Linked DNA regions of Mus musculus: region 1 is linked to region 2. Evidence: chromatin contacts called from ENCODE POLR2A ChIA-PET data. All regions are on one chromosome and are shown on one strand. Each heading gives the region's core, a stretch centred on a gene start or an enhancer-like site at or near the end of the contact. The rest is flanking DNA. Distances are from core to core; before and after follow the strand shown.

The links. ChIA-PET counts read pairs that join two places held with the same protein, here RNA polymerase II (POLR2A).
Region 1: POLR2A ChIA-PET joins it to region 2 with 16 read pairs in embryonic stem cell. The contact joins the promoter of Hsp90ab1 here to the promoter of Cdc5l in region 2. POLR2A ChIA-PET finds 5 or more read pairs at or near these places in 4 of 5 experiments (Patski and embryonic stem cell).

What each region holds. Positions count from the first base shown.
Region 1 is chr17:45,571,833-45,576,270 of GRCm38, reverse strand. It overlaps Hsp90ab1 (heat shock protein 90 alpha (cytosolic), class B member 1), which reads left to right and starts at 3,010. Exons shown (of 11, transcript NM_008302.3): 1 at 3,010-3,104; 2 at 4,360-4,438. The coding sequence starts at 4,360. Gm35399 (a long non-coding RNA gene) reads right to left here and starts at 2,956. Exons shown (of 2, transcript XR_385595.1): 1 at 2,875-2,956; 2 at 1,481-2,774.
Region 2 is chr17:45,431,721-45,436,075 of GRCm38, reverse strand. It overlaps Cdc5l (cell division cycle 5-like (S. pombe)), which reads left to right and starts at 2,369. Exons shown (of 16, transcript NM_152810.2): 1 at 2,369-2,685. The coding sequence starts at 2,641. B230354K17Rik (RIKEN cDNA B230354K17 gene) reads right to left here and starts at 2,245. Exons shown (of 3, transcript NR_130961.1): 1 at 1,849-2,245.

The sequences.
Region 1 (4,438 bases), core at 1,761-4,260, 140 kb before region 2:
CAGGACACAGAGAAACCCTGCAAAAAAAAAAAAAAAAAAAAAAAAAAAAAAAAAAAGAAAGAAATACCATAAAAACTAATATTCATTATTAAACGTTCGTGTGTGCGTATTTCCTGGAGGAGCTGGAGTTACAGTGGCTGTGAGCTGGCAGAGGTGCCCGGGTGGAACTTCGGCCCTCAAGACCAGTTAGTGCTGGACCTTCTCTCTAACCCCCAGGCCTTTTATAAAAAGGAATCTTATCATCTTATCACCCGGGTGTGAAGGTGCGCCTTCAATCCCAGCACTCTGGAGGTAGTGACACACCTACTCCAACAAGGCCATACTTCCTAATAGTGCCACTCCCTAGGCATATACAAACCATCACCCCCCCCCCCCAAAAAAGAGAACTTATCTTGTGTGTGTGTGTGTGTGTGTGTAAGTATGGGCACAAGGACACAATCAATGCACATGAAGAAGTCCAAGGACAACTTGAGGAGTCAGTTTGTCCCTTTCACCATGGGATCTGTCATCAAATTGAGGTCTGGGCTGTCCTGCTTGGAGGACCAGGGTAAATGCTTTTACCCATGGAGTGAGTCATCGTGCTCCCTAGCCCTCCTCCTCCTTGGTTGTTGAGATAGAGTCTGTTAGTATAACCCTTAGCTGGTCTGGTACCATGTACTTGGAATTACAAGCATCCTCTTGTCTCAACCACCCTAATACTGACACAGACATGTGCTGCCACAGCAAGGTAAAAGGTATCTCTAGGTTGATATAAAATGATTTTTCCACTTTATGCAACAGGATTTCACTCCTAGCCCACGCTGGCCTGTAATACGCGCTCCTCTCCTCTCCTCCGAGCTGGGATCGAAGCTGTGCCCCCCACCCCCATGCCTGGTGCCCGTTCCCCAACTGAGAACGTCCCAGGAAGCTGCTGTGGAGCCTTGGTCCTGTCATTGCTGGGGGACAGCCAAAGGGAAACTGCAGAGGAGAGGTTCCTGGCCTGCTTCAGACTAGGGTTCCAGCAAGAGAGAGTACACTCCTGTCCCCATTCTACTTTCAGAACAGGAATGGCCCTGGGTTTAGTGACCCCATTATTCACAGAGACCTTCATTTTCCTGTCCATGAAATATACAGAGTAGCTTTCAACCATTCAGAGGCCAAGGAGAGGTAGTCAGTGCTGTTTGTGAACTAGGGAATCCAGGATTGGTGGGTCTTAGGGAAACACTACCCTGGAGCTAAATGTCCAGCCCAGGGATCAGCTAGGCTCCTTTTGCTGAGAGGGTTTGAGTGTTGAAGTTTCTGGTTTCAGATTAGGAATCAATGCAACACCCTAGGGCCTTCTGAGCAATCCTACCCAGTGTCTCCTCATATATTGATTTCTTTATGGGCTTCACACACACACACACACACACACACACACACACACACACACACACACAGAATTAAGGAGAGGCTAACAGACAGTGCAGGATGGGATGATAACAGACGAAGTAGACAGAGGCAAGGAGAAAGCAACTACTGTTTAACAATGAATGCACATTAGACAGACTGCAGGCAAGCACCGGGAACAAAGGTGTGGGCGGTGGTGTGGGGACACAAGCCAGCATGAGCTAAGATAGCAGAGCACTGAGTGCCCATCCTCTACTGGAGGGCTCATCAGTCCAACAAGCTTCCAGATGCAGCCTTGGAAAAAGGCAAGGCTAGATTGCCAGCTGAAGGACATGGCAGGCCACCTTTAGAACAGAGGCACTGGCACAACTTGGTTTTCTGGCTCCTGGAACTGGGCCAACCTGTGACCAGCACCTTCATGCGGATGCCTAGAACTCCAGCTTCTCTGAAAAGACTGGGACCTGCTCCTCTCTAGGTCCAAAGAGCTGCATGCAGTAGGGAAGAGGCTAGAGAAGCGAAACCAGCTTGAGAAACAGCTTGTGCTCACATAGGGAGGGCGCACGTACCCGCGCGCTGTGTACGTGGGAGACCGGGGAGGCTGAGGGGTGGGGAGTGTTCTACCCAGTAGCGCAAGCTGCTAGCTCGGTTCTCTGTTCACTAGAAGGTGTCCGCAGTCACTCACCCCCACAGCCCCCGTGCCCTGTGACCGATCCAGGTCAGCTATCCCTCCCTCTGCGCTCCACTCCCCCACTGTTATGTGGGCCTCTTAGGGCCACGCGTGGAGGGTCGTTCAACCCTGGCCCACGGTAGGCAGACTTGGGGAAAATTTCTTCCCAGGGTAAGATCAAGGTAGGGGAAAAAAAAAAAAAAAAAAAGCCACCCAGCCAAGCGGCGACGAAGACACTGCCCCCGCCGCAGCAGGGGAGGTGGAGCCTAGGGGGGAGGGGTGGAGACCGCCGAGACAGGCCTAGAAACTGCTGGAAGAAATCGCAGCACCACCGCTGCTGATCCTTCCGCCGCAGGCCGCCAAAGAGTCCCTACCAGCCCAGGCCCGTGCCCCTCCCCTCGGGGAAAGCGGCTCCCAGCCTGAAGCTGTGCTGTACCCGGGAGGGTGGGGATGGGGGAATCGGGGGCCTCCTTAAAGTTGGACAAGGAATTTATCATCCTTTTCTCTTGATGTGCGATTTGTAGGGAACATTCTAGTAAGATCGGGTCTGGAAATGGCAGCCGAGTTGGCCACCTCCATTCTCTTTCAGTCCCCTGAGTTCTGGACTCTTGGGGGGTGGGGGGGTGGAAGCGCCTACCTTGAGTTTTCTGAGGCAGTCCGTAGGGTATTCGCCCGCAGATACATCCCTAATTGCATATGCATGCTCCCTGCTCATCTTGAGGGGGGACATGTCCTACTCCTGCAGAAATGGGGGATGTGCAAAACGATATTGAATTGGCCTTGACTCAGGAACCAGGCCCGGGGTCCCGCTCCTCCCCGCCCCCTCCACGATCTGCTACCATGACGTCAAGGTGGGCGGGCGGCGGCAGGTGCGTGGCCCGCAGCCACTCCTTTAAGGCGGAGGGATCCAAGGGCGGGGCCCGGGCTGTGCTTCGCCTTATATAGGGCGGTCGGGGGCGTTCGGGAGCTCTCTTGAGTCACCCCCGCGCAGCCTAGGCTTGCCGTGCGAGTCGGACTTGGTCCGGGCCCACCACCCTGCTCTGTACTACTACTCGGCTTTCCCGTCAAGGTAAGGCCGGGGTCTCTCGTCCCCGGCGGCTCTCCGGGGGCTTCTTCCCGGGGTCCCAGCCTCCATCTCATCTGTCCCAAAGCCTCCTTCCCCGGCGGGGCAGCCTGTGGAGATAACGTGTCTAGAGGTTAGAGGTTCGGGCTGTACCCCGGCGGGCTTGCACGCGAGGCTCCCCGGGGCGGGTGGATTCCCCGGAGCGTGGGGTGGGGGTGCGGCCCGGCCAGGTGGTGGGCGGCCGCACGTGGTAGTCGCCGACCCGGGACGCTGCCATGTTTGCCCTCCACTTCCGGGCGCGGCTGCAGGGTCCGCGCGGTGGCGGGCTGCTCTGCGTGACTCAGCAAGGCCTGGGGAGGTTGGCCTGGCTGCCTCCCCCGGACGCCGCCGGTACCAACGTGCTTGATTTTGGGGAGGGGTGCACAGCAGGGACGCCGGAACCCACCGCGCTTTCCCTTTCCAGATCTTTCTGCCCTCCCAGTGGAGGGCGGGGGAGGAGAGACAGAGCAGGCACGAGAAGATTCCTAGGTCCCTCCCTTTCTCCTCCCCTCCCCGGAGCTCAGATTGTTCTGGAAGCCTGGGCGCCCCGCCCCAGTGCCCGGATGCTGGGGCGGTGGGAGGGTTTCAATGGCGCCCCCTCCCCGTGTGGCTCCTGCCGACGCATGTCCGGCAGTGACGAGGGTCGTTGGACGGCTGGGCCACCATTTTACTTGGGTTCCGGCCTATGCAAGTCTGCACAGTGAGTGGTCACGGTGGAGCTCTTGATTTCTTTGTCCTGATTTAATTGCCCCGTGAGCGCCTCCCAGACTACAGCTTCAAGGTTCTCTTGCCCTGCTGGGTGGAATAAAATAAAAATTAAAAAAGACTGCTTTTTCTGTTAAAGTTGTTCCTCACCCCAATGAGGAGATTGTAGTTAAGGGGTGTGAGTACCAGGGGTTGCTTGAGGTTCTTTTTTATGTATTGTTAACTTAGTCTGGATTTTTACCATATTGCCAGGTGTTCTGTTCAGAGTCAGTGAGCTATGCACTGAACATGCCAATGTTCAAGAGTTTGACTTTTGGGCATCTGTTCTGGAAAACCCATCTTTTAGGTTTTTTTCTGTCATTTTTGTCTTGGCCATTGTAGCTTAAATGTCCTTTTTTAAAGAAAATGGCTGCTCTTGTCTCTTTGGGTTGGATACTTTCCCAGACTAAAGAAGTTTGAGCTGGATATTAAAATGTGTGTCTATAATGGTCCTTAGTAGTAATTCTTTCATTCTTAGATGCCTGAGGAAGTGCACCATGGAGAGGAGGAGGTGGAGACCTTTGCCTTTCAGGCAGAAATTGCCCAGCTCATGTCCC
Region 2 (4,355 bases), core at 1,120-3,619:
AGGGAGTTATCAAACATCATTTTCAAGTGTTTATTTTGAATAGTGTAACTGTGTGTGACAACTATGACAGCTCCAAAATCATTCCAATGAATCCTTTTGTATATGTGTATTCTGGAGCATAACTAACTTGTTTTAAAGCAGATCCCCACGCCACGGATCAGTCAGATATACAGGAATCCAGGCATGATCAGCGCAGTAAGAGGAACTGTGGTGAATGGCTCAGAATTAAAAGTACACACCACTTTCCTTAGATAGCTGGCTGGAGAGTTCACACTAGTATGGTCTCATCTTAACCCAATCACATCTGTGAAGACTCCACAATATTTCCAAATGAGTTCACATGTATAGGTACCAAGAGTTAGGATGGGAATGTATCCACTTGGAGATGTATTTCAACTCACAACAGGGAAAAAGAGACTTCCTCATTTTACAAGTTCTTATTGGCTTTCATTTTGGTAAAGTAGAGGATGGGAAATGTGGGGTCTTTTTTTGTTTGTTTGAAGTGAAGTAATCATGAAACATGTATTTATAGAGTTTCCCATGCAACTGACTTTCTGAGGGACATTTGGGAAAATGTATGTTGGCTGAGTGAGGAAGATGTGGAACCTATCTCTTTGTTTCTGGATATGGGGCGCTAATCTCAGATACTGCATCCTAAGGACACACCACCTATGTTCAAAGACAGTTGCCAGGGCTGCTGTGCAGAGAGGGGCCTACATGGCACTTGGAGGACTAATTCACATAATAAAAGGGGCAATATTGGAGCATCTGACTTGAATCCACACCACAGACAAGGATAGATCTCAATAGGTTGATGAAGTATGTTCTGTTGTCAAAATACCAATCCTTTGTAACAATTTTCTAGCAGGTGACATTAACATGTTTTAAGGAAGAGATACCTTTTTTAAAGTTAGCATAAAGATGACAGAATGTTGAGTGGAAGAAGTCACTGTCATGATCCTTTGGAATAGCCTATGTGAAAGAGGACTGGTTCAACTGTGGATTTATTAGGCCTCTCGATTACAAATAATGGAAAGCTAACTTCAATGACTAAATCCAAAAGGGGGATATGGAAGTAGTTACGACTTGGGAATGTTCTAGATCCAGGGACCATGTAGTTCAAAATACAATTGTTAGGTGCCACACAATTGGTAGGTTAGAGGCTTATCAGCTAGCAGAAACACTGACCTCTTTTGGATCCTAGCGTTAAGATCCCCAGAGAGGAGTGTTCAGATTTGCTTTGATCTGGTCAACCAAATGGTGTGTGACCTGGGTGTGTGGGATAAAAACCATACAACTAAGTGATGTTGGCAGGAGGTAATGGTTACACATCTTTACAAGAGAGCATTGCAAAGAGTACCAGAGGCAGAAAATGGCTTGTTAACCTGTCATCCTGTCAGATGACAGGAGTGAAATGAGATTGTAGGTCACTAAACCCAAGTGTTCTTCATAACACTACACTACCTCCCTCTCAACTGAAAGCAGTGATATTTTGATACAATTTCCTATTTCAAGGAAAAAAATCGTAACAAAAATCGAATCGGAAAATCCGTCATGTCTTCTAGAAGGGGCAAACGGAAGCATGAACAGTGACAACAAACCAGAGCCGCTATGCACGGAATAAAATCTTTCCCTAGGGACCTGGGGTGACACCAAGTAATTAATTGCTCTGGAATAGTGGAGAAATCTGCGTGGGAAAAGAGAGAGGAGATGGCAGAGAGTCTGACAATTTCCACTTCACCGAGACTTTGTGGACTCGCAGCCGCCCTCTGATTTGATGAACAAGTTGTTTGTTCCACTCTTCAGAGGACGACCCCGGATTCCAGGGGCGAGACTCCCGCAACTCACCGAGTTTGTTCCACAGACACCCAACAGCGAGGGATGAGGGAAAGCGGCTGACGTGACGCTTCCCAAGGGTCCCTAGGGCGTCGCCTCGAACCCCTTGTGGCTCTTCCAGGAAGGAGAGCGAACACTTTGGGGCGAGCAGTCGCTCAGTCCCTCAGGTTAGAGTTAGGATCTTGAGTCCGTCCGGCATCCTCGGCGCTTGGCGCTGCGAGTTGGAGCTCCTAGAAAGAGAACGGACTCGTTTGCATCTCCCCGAGGACTCAGCGAAGTCCTCGTCGGTCGCCGGGATGCCCAGCGCAGCGCTCCGTTAAACAAACAGACAAACAAACAAGCAAACAAACAAACAAACAGCGCTCCCTGGGGACCAAGCGTGCTGAGGAACGCCACACCCCTCACATTTATTCCCCACCCCCGGCACTGCCCTCCGCGTGACGTCAGGACCAATCCCTTCACTGCGTTCCCGGTCAAGTTCCAACTCTGGCATCTCGCGAGAGTTTTGTTTTCCTTCACCCTAGTCTCGGACCTGCGCGCGACACGTCGGGCGCCTTGGCACCTGCGGTTTGATTAGTCTCCATCAGTCTTAAGGTTGCAGCCTGGCCGCCCGCGTCTTTTGCCTTCGGCCGCTAAGATCTCGCGAGATTTCCCGGGGCTGCCCACGCCGCGCCTGCGCAGAGCTCTTCAAAGCAGAAGGTCGCTCTTGGGAGGAAGTGGCCTTTTGCGTCCCGTGCCCGGAGCGCCGTTACTACTTTCTCGAAGCTCTCCTCGGCTCCCTTGCCGGGACACTCTGCCGCTAAGATGCCCCGGATTATGATCAAAGGGGGAGTGTGGAGGAACACGGAGGTGAGGCAGCTTTTCCCGCCGTCCGCAGCCCTCCGCCGGCTCTGGTAGCGTGTGCGCACGCGCGGGGAAGCTCCGGGAGCCGTGGCTGTCCCGCGGGGGTCTGCGGTGCGGGGCGGCGACTGCGCGGACCCCGGGGACCCTCGCGGTGCATGGGTGCGGGCTCGGGTCACCTGGCTCACCCCGGGGGCGAGGTCGCGACTTGTCGCCCGGCGCTCCTCGCTTGGCATTTGCTAGGCCCTTGATCACTTATTTGATCAGTTAGGGACGCGCCCCCTCGGTGTCTTCTGCAGCCCGGTGGCCGCCGACCGGACCTCCCCCGGAGCCTGGTGTTTCTCCAGCTCCTTTCGATCTCAGCTCGTGCACAGCGCTTCGCTCTGTTAGAAGCCGTTGTGGCTGCAACTTTGTTTTTTCCGTGACTTCTTTACAGCCGGACAGGCTGCCCGTTTACGTCTGCACCTCTCTGCTTATCTTAGGACCTGGGTCCTTTCTCTTACCTTTCCAGTCACGCCACCCTTGCCGGGATAGAAGCCAGTTAGGACAAACTTACCTACGGTGGTGTTTGCGTCCAGAAATGTTGTAGATTATGTCACGGTGAGCGGAACAGCAGAAGGAAGGAAGTAAAATAGAAATTAAGTTAACGTGCATTTAATCGAGTGCGCCGAATGTATGAGCACCTTTCCGTCTGTCTTGTGCGTTCTTGAGATAGCTCCTTATTGCTTTGGCATCTTTCTGAACATGCTCCAAACTTAGCTGAGAACACTTCTTAGAGTCCTCCTGGCCCATTCGTTGGTCGTCCCGTTGAGAGTTAGTTGTTTAGTGGTTTGGTGGCACCTATTTTTCATTTACTACAGCTTTGTTTTCACAAGCACTTTTGTGTGGCTCCGGCTGAGTTACTTCTGAGAGCCTCAGATTACTCATTTTTATAAGACAAATAAATAATTGTATTTAAGCTCTTGAAACGAGTTGCCAGTTTGGAACATTGTGAACGCAGCTGGGTACATTAGTAGGCTTTCAGTAAAAAAAATGAGTTGCTGTTGTCTTCATCAGACAGCAGTATAGTAGGACCAGGCTTTGGCATTCTAGTATGAAGCAGGTTTCTTGGTGATGTTTGGGAATGAATCTTGTAGGATAGGTACCTGTTGTATGTATTTGGTTGAAGATGCGTTGAAGTTTTGAAAAACTTTACCAAAGTTACAAATGGAGGCACTGAAAAGGGACTTGCATGCACTAAGACAATTTAAACTAGAAGAGTTGGCTTCTGAGGAAGAAGCAGAGTCACAAAATCAAGTAACATCAGGATTCCTCTATAATGGCCAAAACCCAGCAGAGTGTGTGTGTGTGTCTGTGTGTCGATGTCTGTCTGTCTGAGATAGGGTCTTATGTAGCTTAGATTGACTTTGAACTTGCTATGTAGATGAGAGTGACCCTTAACATCTGATCCTCCTGCTTCTACCTCTCCTGTTCTGGCATAAGAGGTGTGTACTGTCATGTGTAAAGTCTTATGGGAATCTAATCCAGGACTTAAAGTATGCTAGGTGGGTATGCTACCAGTTAGCAGTGGGAGAGAAGATGGAGTGGAGGGTTTTATGTAGAAGACAGGCAATTCAAGTTCATTGTAGAAAAAGCCTAAAAGTAAAGTGCTCAAGTGCATTCATCTATGACTCTTAGGT